Regions from separate parts of the Mus musculus genome. Here region 2 is linked to region 1. Evidence: chromatin contacts called from ENCODE Hi-C or POLR2A ChIA-PET data. All regions are on one chromosome and are shown on one strand. Each heading gives the region's core, a stretch centred on a gene start or an enhancer-like site at or near the end of the contact. The rest is flanking DNA. Distances are from core to core; before and after follow the strand shown. Region 1 holds the start of Ifrd1 (interferon-related developmental regulator 1). Region 2 holds the start of Pnpla8 (patatin-like phospholipase domain containing 8).

Region 1 (4,899 bases), core at 3-2,502:
GAAAGCAGTGAGAGAGGCTAGGTTAGGAGGACTGGCAGTCTGTGAGGTTCTGGAACAACTATAAACATAGGTGGATTAGTCAAACAAGACACTTGAGTAAATAATCAGCCTTCCTGGGCATGAAACATTGAAATGGGTGACCTGGTATGAACTGAAGCTATGTATGGCTAGAGATCAAGATACAGCCCTGAGTTTCATTTTAAAATCAATTGCTGGGGGGGGGGCACTATGAACAAACTGAATAAATTACGGTGAATAAATTACAGAATATGGGGGAAGATAATATATTAACTATTAAGAATATGGCAGTAAAGAAAAGGAGAGAAAAATTTAAGTTGGCTTAAGGTACAAGAGGGACATTAAGACGGAGAAAGACTTACTATCATCACTTGAAATAGAATGAAGCCGAGGTGAGAGGTGGAGTGCAGAGTGAGTCACTTGCACGAGTCAGTGAGTTTGTTCTGTCATATGGACAGTATAGGAACCTACTAGCAGCTCCTGAAAACAGGACTGGGTGTTGCGACACGGAAAACAGATCAACGGGAGCACCTTGAGAAAATAAACCCCTTTGCGACTGTTGATATAACTCATGTATGTTTTGCCAGCTGCGAACTTCTCATAAACTCTTATCCCAAACTGACCTCCAAACTGGCAGGTGGAATCAAGGTCACATCTTTGTAAGAAAATCTGAGACTGAATCATCAGTCTCGTTATTTGAGATATTAGTCTAGAATATGAGGTCCACGAACAATACAAGTTGAAGTAGCTGAAAGCATACTTTTTTTGGAGGGTGGGGAGCCCACGTCCCTAAACCCACAGGAGGGTATGGTTGTGCTTGGACAGGGGCCTCATATTAGCAGGGGAAAGGTTGTTACACGTGATCTTACAAGCTGACGTTCATCAAGCTGCATAACTGCCGCATGGCTCATCGCGGTGACTACCCGGGTGAATTCCAGGGCGGACGCCTCGTTGGGACGAGGTCACGACGCAATCGGACTGGGAGGAGCCCGGAGAAGGCCGCGCCCTCTCGCTAACTACATCTCCCAAAGCTCCACGCGGCCCTAAGGCATAGCAGCCCAGGCACCGAGGGCAGACTGAGGCTCTGGGAATGGGAGTCCGAATGCAGGCACCGCCCCAGTGGACGCCGCGGTGGGGAGATCTGCAGCGATTGGCCAGCGAGCGATGGAGGCCCGCCCACGCATGGTGACGACAAGCCGCCGTCTGGCTACTTAAGGCGTCGTGGTCTGGCCACCCCGCCTTCGCTCCCGCGCTAGAGAGAAACATGTATCGTTTCCGCTCGCAGCTCTTCACGGGGATTTCTGCTGCTGCTGCTGCCGCTTCTCACCCGCGCCGCTCCTCGCCTCTCTTGTTAGCCCGAGACTCGCCTCTCAGCCGCCCGCCGCACAGACGCACGAGTAGACAGTGCAGCTCCATCGGCTGATCCTCGCTGAGCTCCAAGTGTAGGCGGCACCGGGCGGCCCACGATGCCGAAGAACAAGAAGCGGAACGCTCCCCACCGCGGTGGCGGGGGTGGCGGCGGCTCCGGGGCAGCGACGTCGGCGGCCACGGCAGGTGAGGGGTGTCCCCACGCCCGGGAGCCGGCTGGCCGGCCGAACGGGAGACCCCGGCCTGGGGCGCGGTGGGACTTGTAGTTCGGTCTTCGCTTCGGACGCCCAAGTCTGCATAGCGCGTGGTACGGCTGAACTGCAGTTCCCATCATGCCCTGGGACTCGCGCTTCTTGAGCTGGCACGCGGGAGCAGTGCTGGAGCTCCGGCCCTGGGGGCGGGGAGAACTGGGACCTTGGGCCGGAGGGAGAGTCAGAATAAGGGTGACCAGGACTTGGCGTTCTTCCTAGACGTCGCTGCCTGCTGTCCGGTTCTTTATCGAGCTAGAGATGGGGCGGAGCGCCGGTGGCTTGCCGCTGTTGCGCTGCCTGTGGCGCTCCCTCCAACATGGAGTTCTCGGGAGTGTCAAACGTCCAGCGGGCTTGGACCGGCTTTTGCGTCACGAGGCCTGAGCTTTGCGTGATGGGGCCAGGGTGACGCAGAGGCACGAGTGGCTTCCATCCCGCTGTTTTCCTGCGCGTCTCGCAGGTCCTCTAAGGCGGGGTAGAGGCGTCGGAAGCCATGGCCACCGCCCCACCCTTAGCGTGGCTTCCACTCCTAACCCGGTACCTGCAGAAACCGGGAGCCCCCGCAGCCCTTGTGCTGCCAGCCTAGCGACCGCGTTCTCCTTTGTGCTGCATTCTATAGGTTCCATGCAGTGATAAGAGGTGGTGAGAAGCCGAGGTTGCAATTGGCTGGAAAGTTAGGGATAAGTTTTTTTTTTTTTTCCTTCCATGCTAAGACAAAGCTTTTTCTGGATGGTTAATTGCTGAACTGAATGTACGATTCTCTTAACATATGGTTGAGAAGAAAAAAAAATGATTGCAGCCGAAGGTCCCTTCTACAAGACTGCACACAAGACATAAGTCGAGTAGTATTGAAATGGGTAGTCATCTCACTAAGTAATTGTTAAGATTATGGAGTTGAATATTGGAATGCCCCCAGTCGTTCCACACCAAGATAATAGCCATTAGGTATTTGTTGACCTAGCTACTACTCTTTGATCATTCGAATGATATTAGAAAAGTAAATGACCAGTTTTCATGTTAAATATTGGAGACTGGCAATGCAAAAGTTTTCCTCCAGGGTCTGGAGAGCTGAAAGCTCTTGATCATGTGTTAGGTGATAACTGGCTGGGTATGGACTATTACAAATAGAAATGTATCTTTAGATATTTTTTCCCTTTCTCCTGAATGCGTGGTGAAATTCATTGTGAAGTTATGAAATACTGTTCATGTAACCTAGTTGTGGTTGAATCAAGGCTCCTGCTACTTCTGTTTAAGCTTTCCCTCCTGAATAAATACCGGAGTTCTTTCATAAAGTCTTACTAGTCTTATTAAAGTTTTCATTTTAAAAAGATGAAAACAATGGAGAAACACTGACAATTTGGAAACAGATGTTAACAGAGGTCTCCACCTCACAGACACCCTTCCTTTCTGTAGTTTCCTGACAAGTATTGTTCTTTTCTTAGGACAGACACATTTTGCCTCAAGGTGTATTGACCTGCCCTCAGACTGCATCAGTGCTGTCTTTTAAATTCTTTTTCATAGAAAAGATACGAGTTTAAACACTGCATTTTAGCATATGTAATGTAAACACTTGAAGCATCTATAAAAGGAAAGTAATTGATTTGGTTGTTGAAACTGCAAGCTTTGATATTGTTACCATAAAAGCTACCTCTAGCAAGTGGGACTGGATGAGAATGCTTTTCTGTAATTTTCTACTTGAGCCACGTGTGTTTTACTTCCTAAATAGTTGAGTCCGAAAGGAAGTTAGCAAAAATTTTACTTAGAAACCACTTTTTCTATTGAAGTTTGGATGACAGGGAGAATAAATCTGATTTAAGTGAATCTCTAGGGTCTTGGATTTTTATTTATATTCTTTGTAAGTAATTGGAGAGTTGTAGGAAACCAAGAAAATTGATCTCACATGCATGGATAAGTTTACACAGCAGTGTTCTGATCTGAGGAGTGGATTTTCACGTTTTATGTTTTCTTTTTTGTTTTTCTCATTTTGTTTATTATGACAGTCTCAGTCTGTAGCCTGCTCTGGAATTCACTGTAGCATCAGCTGTTCTCAAACAAAGGCAGCTTCTTGTCTTAGACTTCTGATTGCTGGAATAGCAGACGTAAAGCCACAGATTTAGCAGGAAAGACAGGGTTTTTAAGGAAAAAAGTTTGTATAGTAAGACTCTGAGAAATAAGGAGGACTTCACATATGTAGAGTGCCTGCTCGTTATTAGCTCAGGATTACAAGGTAAGCTTGACCTAGATGTTAGACATTCTTACGAGATGAATTTCCTTGCTTTAAGAGTGCATTTACTTATTTGTGCGTGAATGTGAGCACACCAAGACATGGATAGGGAAGTCAGAGCACAGTTTCTGTGTGGATCTTGGGGCTTGATGAACTCAGGCCAACAGCTTGGCAGCAGGCACCTTTTCCACTGAGGCGTCCTGCCAGTCAGTCATTCCTTGCCCTTTCAAACCCCTTCCTGGAATCATGAAGAAACCAAACCAGTTAGTTAAGAGACAGAAGCTTAAAGTTGTGTACAAATAATCTTAAACACAGGCCACATATGAACAGTTTTAAAATTACATTGGCTTGTATGTAAATATGGTAAGATTCTTCAGAATATACTCAGCTGTTAGCATAATTTGTCATGAGGAAAGATCCAGAAATAGGCTGGTGTTTATTTTTTCCTAGCACAGTGATTAAGAAATGTTGGCATTGGTGCCTCACTTATTCTCTGTGCTTTCCTACTTTGATCCAAGTTACTTTGGTATCAGGCAAGCAGATTTCAAGGTCACTTGTTAATTTAAAGTTTTGCTAACTTCTCTGCATAGGGTTTTTTTAAAATTTTTTTTTAGCAACTTATTTAAAGGAAAATTAGCCTAACTCTAACAGGCTTAATTTTAGAGGATTTAATAAAGTAAAATTAACACCCATTAATCCTAGGATTTGAGAGGCTGGAGTGGCAGGAAGATTGCAGGAGTTGAAGGTTAATCTGGGTTATATAGTGAGATTGGTTTGCAGAGCCCGACTGTTGCCCCAAACTGGAATAAATAAATAAAAGTAAGGTAATAATGACAATAAAAATACAGGAACTTATTTTTTTTGAGGAATTTGATTTTTATTCAGACCTAAAGTTTAAGTATTAATCATGATGATGTGTGTATAGAGGTGTTAATAATTATACATTAAAATATTTCTGGAGAAATTGAAGTTCTAAAAATATGCATTCAAATAAAATGCTCATTAATCTATATTTGTTTATAATTTTTCATGATGAAATTA
Region 2 (4,928 bases), core at 2,217-4,716, 4.0 Mb before region 1:
GTTGGCCATCACTGGGAAGAGAGGCCCCTTGGTGTTGCAAACTTTATATGCCCCAGTACAGGGGAACGCCAGGGCCAAGAAGCGGGAGTGGGTGGGTAGGGGAGCAGGGCGGACGGAGTGTATAGGGAACTTTCGGGATAGCATTTGAAATCTATTTAAAGAAAATATCTAATAAAAAATAAATTAATTGATTAAAAAAAGGAGCAGTCCTCAATATTTGGTACATAAATGTCATGAAGTCCAGGTTATCTTGTATCTGCAAGGAACTTGTCAGCATTCAGAAATGTCCTGGATATCATGTATCCACATTGGAATTAGTCTGGCATATCATGTATCAACATGGAAAGCAATTGTTCCTTTATTTTCCTGCATAAGAAGCTGTTGTGTCTTGATGTGCAATGATGGGGTGATACCCAAAGGGCCTCCTCCTCTCTCCGAAAAGAAGGGGAGAGGGAGGTGGGAGAAGAGACTTGTGAGGGAGGACCAGGAGGAAGGGGTGCAGTGTTCAGGATATAAAATGAATAAATAACTCAACAAAGAAAGAAAGAGAGAGAGAGAGAGAGAGAGAGAGAGAGAGAGGGAGGATAGCTCAACTGGTAAAGGTGCTTACTATCAAACCTGATGACCTGAGTTCAATCCCCAGTACCTACTGGATGGAAAGAGAAAACGAATTCCAAGTTGTCCACTGACCTCTACACATGCACCTTAGCTTGTGCACTCCCACACACATACAAATCAATAGTAATAATAATATCTAAAAAAGAAAGAAAAGAAAAAGAAAGTGCACTGAAAATGTTTTGAGGGGAAAGTCAACCACAACAAAAGTTACAGCAAAAGTAGGAAAAAGGCCGGGCGTGGTGGCGCACGCCTTTAATCCCAGCACTCGGGAGGCAGAGGCAGGCGGATTTCTGAGTTCGAGGCCAGCCTGGTCTACAAAGTGAGTTCCAGGACAGCCAGGGCTATACAGAGAAACCCTGTCTCGAAAAACCAAAAAAAAAAAAAAAAAAAAAAAAAAAAAAAAAAAAAAAAAAAAAAAAAGTAGGAAAAAGAATGAAAAGGTGAAGAGTGCTGTGACCTGGGGACAGAGCTAGAAGGAGGAGGGCTATGTATCAGCACAGTGCAGGTGTTAAGCAGAAAGGGAGACTTAGTTCTACTCTAGGGCAAGGAATGGAATTTTATCTAACAGACATTGTGAGATGAAGGGAAATGCTAGGTGTAGAATGAATATACAGAGTATGTCATTTGACAACTGCAATAATGCAGCCAAACAGGCAACAAGGGTCTGAATACAGTAACAGTGTAAGAACGTAGAAGTGAGCTCTACTGTGAACCACATTTTGAAGAGACAAAAAAAGTTACAAAAGAAAGTGATAGTTCAGTGGTTAAGAGTGTGTACTCTTCTTCCAGAAGCCTGGAGCTTGGATCCCAGAACCCAGATTAGGCTCCTTTCAGCTGCCAGCTCACAACTGTCTGCACTTCCCAGGAGATCTGACATCTTCTTTCTGTTTCTGCAGGCACTTGCACTCATGACTTCATTAACTATAAACACACACATACATCTACACATATTAAAGACAAAAATAATTAAAAAAAAAAAACAGGACTTGTTAAGGAGAAGTTGTCAAGAAAACTCTTAAGTTTTCAAATCAGACATGGAGTGAAAATGCCACTTGTGAATATGAAAGACCTGGAAAGGGGTCAGCTTAACATAGAAGAAACTATATTTTCTTCCATATTTACAGAATGCAGTAATGACAGGGCACTGAAATAGAAATAGAGAGACTACATTTATGTATGACAAAATGCAACACAATAACAACTGGACCCTCAAGGCCAAATGAGATGGCCTGCAGTATTTGGATACCCAGGACTTAACAAAAATAAGCTTCTTTCTTTTTTAAAATGCTCAGCTACAAATAAATGCACCCTATAATTTCCTTGACATTTCAGGATATTTATGTATGACTTTGGTTTCAAAAAGTTAAATTTGTTTTGAGGAGAACAATGTGGATAGAACTTTGAGTGGTACCCAAAGTTAGGAACAGGAAGAAAAGCACTCAAGCAAACCAGGAAGCACTGAAGGAAAGGATCCTCTTAAAAGCAAAGGATAGTAAACCGAATAAAATACAAGCGATTGGGAGTGAGTTGGAACTGGAGGTGAAACAAGAGTCTAGCTCTGACCTTTGCACAAACGTTATGTGCCCCAAATAAAGTAACAAATCCCATCTTTACTGGCTGAAAAAAACAACTTCAAGTACAGACTGTTCTTGTATCAATTCTGCATGGGAAAGTATGGATGTATTAATATAGACTAGTGCAGCTGACCTTTTCACTAATCTGACATCATTATGAAGAGGGCCACTGTTACCAAGATTTTAAAATTAGATGGAGAAATACAAAACAAGATAGAGAATAGAACAATTAGCAAAAACTATGAAGCGAGGTCTTTATATTGGAGATTCATCTAATATGCATACCGAATTTCACAAAATAGCTATATGGAATTTGGTACAACTGACTGCTTCACTAAAACATAAGCTTTTCAATTCACTCTTATGTACTTTTATAATAATCCTCACTTTTTAAAAACATTCTTCCCATTTCCTTGTGGTAATGAACCGCCTTGAGAACCTGAAATATATTTTTGACAATCAGGAATTCGGTCCATAATACAACTTGGAAATGAAAATGGTAATTTTAAATGCATTCTAGGATAGCCGCTTATGTCACATCTATCTCCTAAGATATTCCTTGAAGGTCACTTTTCTTTAAAGTTATTGCTGTAATGGGCGTGAAAACTGGTCGTACCACCCCCCGCCCCGCCCCCAGCATCATGACAGAAATGACAGTGACAAGAGGCTCTGCAACCTGCTGACTCATACAGTTTTTTTCATCTTTTAAAAGGGACGCGCATCTGGTTCTGCTTAAGCAACAGCGCACTGGGATAGGACGGGAAGAAAAAGCAAATCGCTGAGAAGTAAAAATATCCAGCCACCAAAACACAAAGCACACGCTGCCCAGTCAAGGTCGAGGTAGATCAGAGAAAACGTCGCGTCTCCAGTGATCTGCCAGAGAACAGCCCATTCAGGACCCGGCGTGCCACTGCAGAGAGGGGCTGGGCGGGACCACCGGCGGGGGCGGGGCGCAACCAACCAAAACACCCGGCGGCCACGCCCGCGGCATCGGGGCGTCGGGGCCAAGCGCCCGCCAGGACCCCGAGGCCTGCGTATCGGGCCTCCGAAACGCCCGCGGGAGAGCCCGGCGAAGCGCCCACGCCACGGAGGCCACCTGCCACCCCGCCGCCTTCCGGCCACTCACCGGGACGCAGGCAGTAGTCACGGGCGCCGCGGCCGCCACTCGCCTCCCGCCAGCTCTGAGGTCCGCATCGGCCCGCCCGGCCTGCTCGCAGCTGCGGCGCCCGGACCCCAAACACTGGCGTGACCAGCACCACCCACCGCTACGCCCCGCCCCCAGCGGAAGTGACGCAAGCTCTAGGGCCTGTTTTTCTGCCTTCTGCCCTCCTAAGCCTACGTAATAGGGCGTGGCTGTGGAGAGAGGGAGGGGCGGGGAGTTTGTTGGAGCTGAGTGCTTGGGAGAGGCACCGCTTCGGAAGGGGCAAGTGCTACTTTTATGATCTGTTGTGACGGTTAGGCGGAGATCAATGGCTTTTAATCTCAGCGCTGTCTCAGAGTAGAGTGCCTGGTTGCTTGCTTGCGGGTTACCAATAGTTCAGAAATAAGTTCAGCTGGGCTGAGCGTGCCAGAAGACTCTGCGCGCGCTGTGTTGCCTAGGTTCCAGGGAACCGCTTTAACCGCAGCCTGGATGTGAGCAGCCTGGCTGGACCCTGTGATCCTGCTGTGGTGATACCTCCTCTTTGTTTCTAGAACAGCTACGGGGTCTGTCAACTTAAAAGCTCTTTGTCATATACCATCTTGTGGGAGTTAGCGTGTACTACCCCTTTGATGGTCTTGTAATCAACACGTTGAAATTTTTGTATACCAGGGAGGCAAACTACAACCCGCCACAGGTCTAGTGCTATCTAGTTAACTAGACCATCAGATTAGGACCTCAGTGTTCACCTTCAAGAGTAGCAGAGGGCCAGCCCTTAAAATGAAAATGATTGTAAAGCCCTTTAGGAAGGGCATTACATGTGCTGCCAGATTCACTGACAGTTTTTAATTAAGGGGCTTTGGATTACAGAGGTTAAACATTACAAAGGTAAAAAATGTAGTAGGCCTATAAACTCGAGGCGAGAGCAGGCTACATGAGGAGACCTTGACGTTTCTTTCCCCTAAAAATTAAAGAAAAAAAAGAAAAAAGAGTAAATGAGCATACTAGGCATTTGGTTAACACATGATATTGGGTTGTGTCTACCATACTGTCTGGTAAACCCTAGCAGTGTATTAGCTGTTAAATAGCCTCACAACAGCTCAAATATGTACTCCAAAAATTAAGAAAGGCTTGGAAATAACTTTAGCTCTTGATTTTTTTATTATTAATTTACTAATATTAAAATACCCTGACACTATTGAAATGGTAGAAGGTCAGAACTATTACCATAGTGAGCTGTCAGCTCCAGGTTCTGACACAACAAAGAGTAGAGTTTAGAACAGTAGGCAAAGGGGGTGGTCATTGGATGGAAGATTACTAAGAAATGACATCACGTCAAAGGTAACAGACATTCTTGCTGAAAAGAAGCAGATTCTTGGTGAGAGAAGATGAGAATGACCAGATACCAAGAGTGGGGATTAATTTCATATCAACTTAGACGATTCCTCCTAACACTGGACTTAGATAGGTCCAAGGCAGAGGCCAAAAGATGACAGGTACTGTGAAAAGTCATAAAAGGAACCTAACTAAATCTTGGTCAAGCAGTCAGTAACTCACCATGCCTTCTCCCTTTGTTTCTAATGTTTAATAATGTAATT

What was found. A loop is a pair of places that touch in the nucleus more often than their neighbours do. ChIA-PET counts read pairs that join two places held with the same protein, here RNA polymerase II (POLR2A).
Region 2: a map of v-Abl transformed pro-B cells shows a loop between it and region 1 (4-fold over the local background). The contact joins the promoter of Pnpla8 here to the promoter of Ifrd1 in region 1. A Hi-C loop is called at or near these places in 1 of 37 maps with a recorded cell type or tissue (v-Abl transformed pro-B cells). POLR2A ChIA-PET finds 5 or more read pairs at or near these places in 1 of 5 experiments (embryonic stem cell).

Annotation. Positions count from the first base shown.
Region 1 is chr12:40,219,542-40,224,440 of GRCm38, reverse strand. It overlaps Ifrd1 (interferon-related developmental regulator 1), which reads left to right and starts at 1,252. Exons shown (of 12, transcript NM_013562.2): 1 at 1,252-1,572. The coding sequence starts at 1,485. It overlaps Mir1938 (microRNA 1938), which reads left to right and starts at 1,630; the gene lies at 1,630-1,729. It overlaps Gm7008 (predicted gene 7008), which reads right to left and starts at 1,077. Exons shown (of 3, transcript NR_045157.1): 1 at 888-1,077.
Region 2 is chr12:44,267,692-44,272,619 of GRCm38, reverse strand. It overlaps Pnpla8 (patatin-like phospholipase domain containing 8), which reads right to left and starts at 3,466. Exons shown (of 10, transcript NM_026164.2): 1 at 3,319-3,466.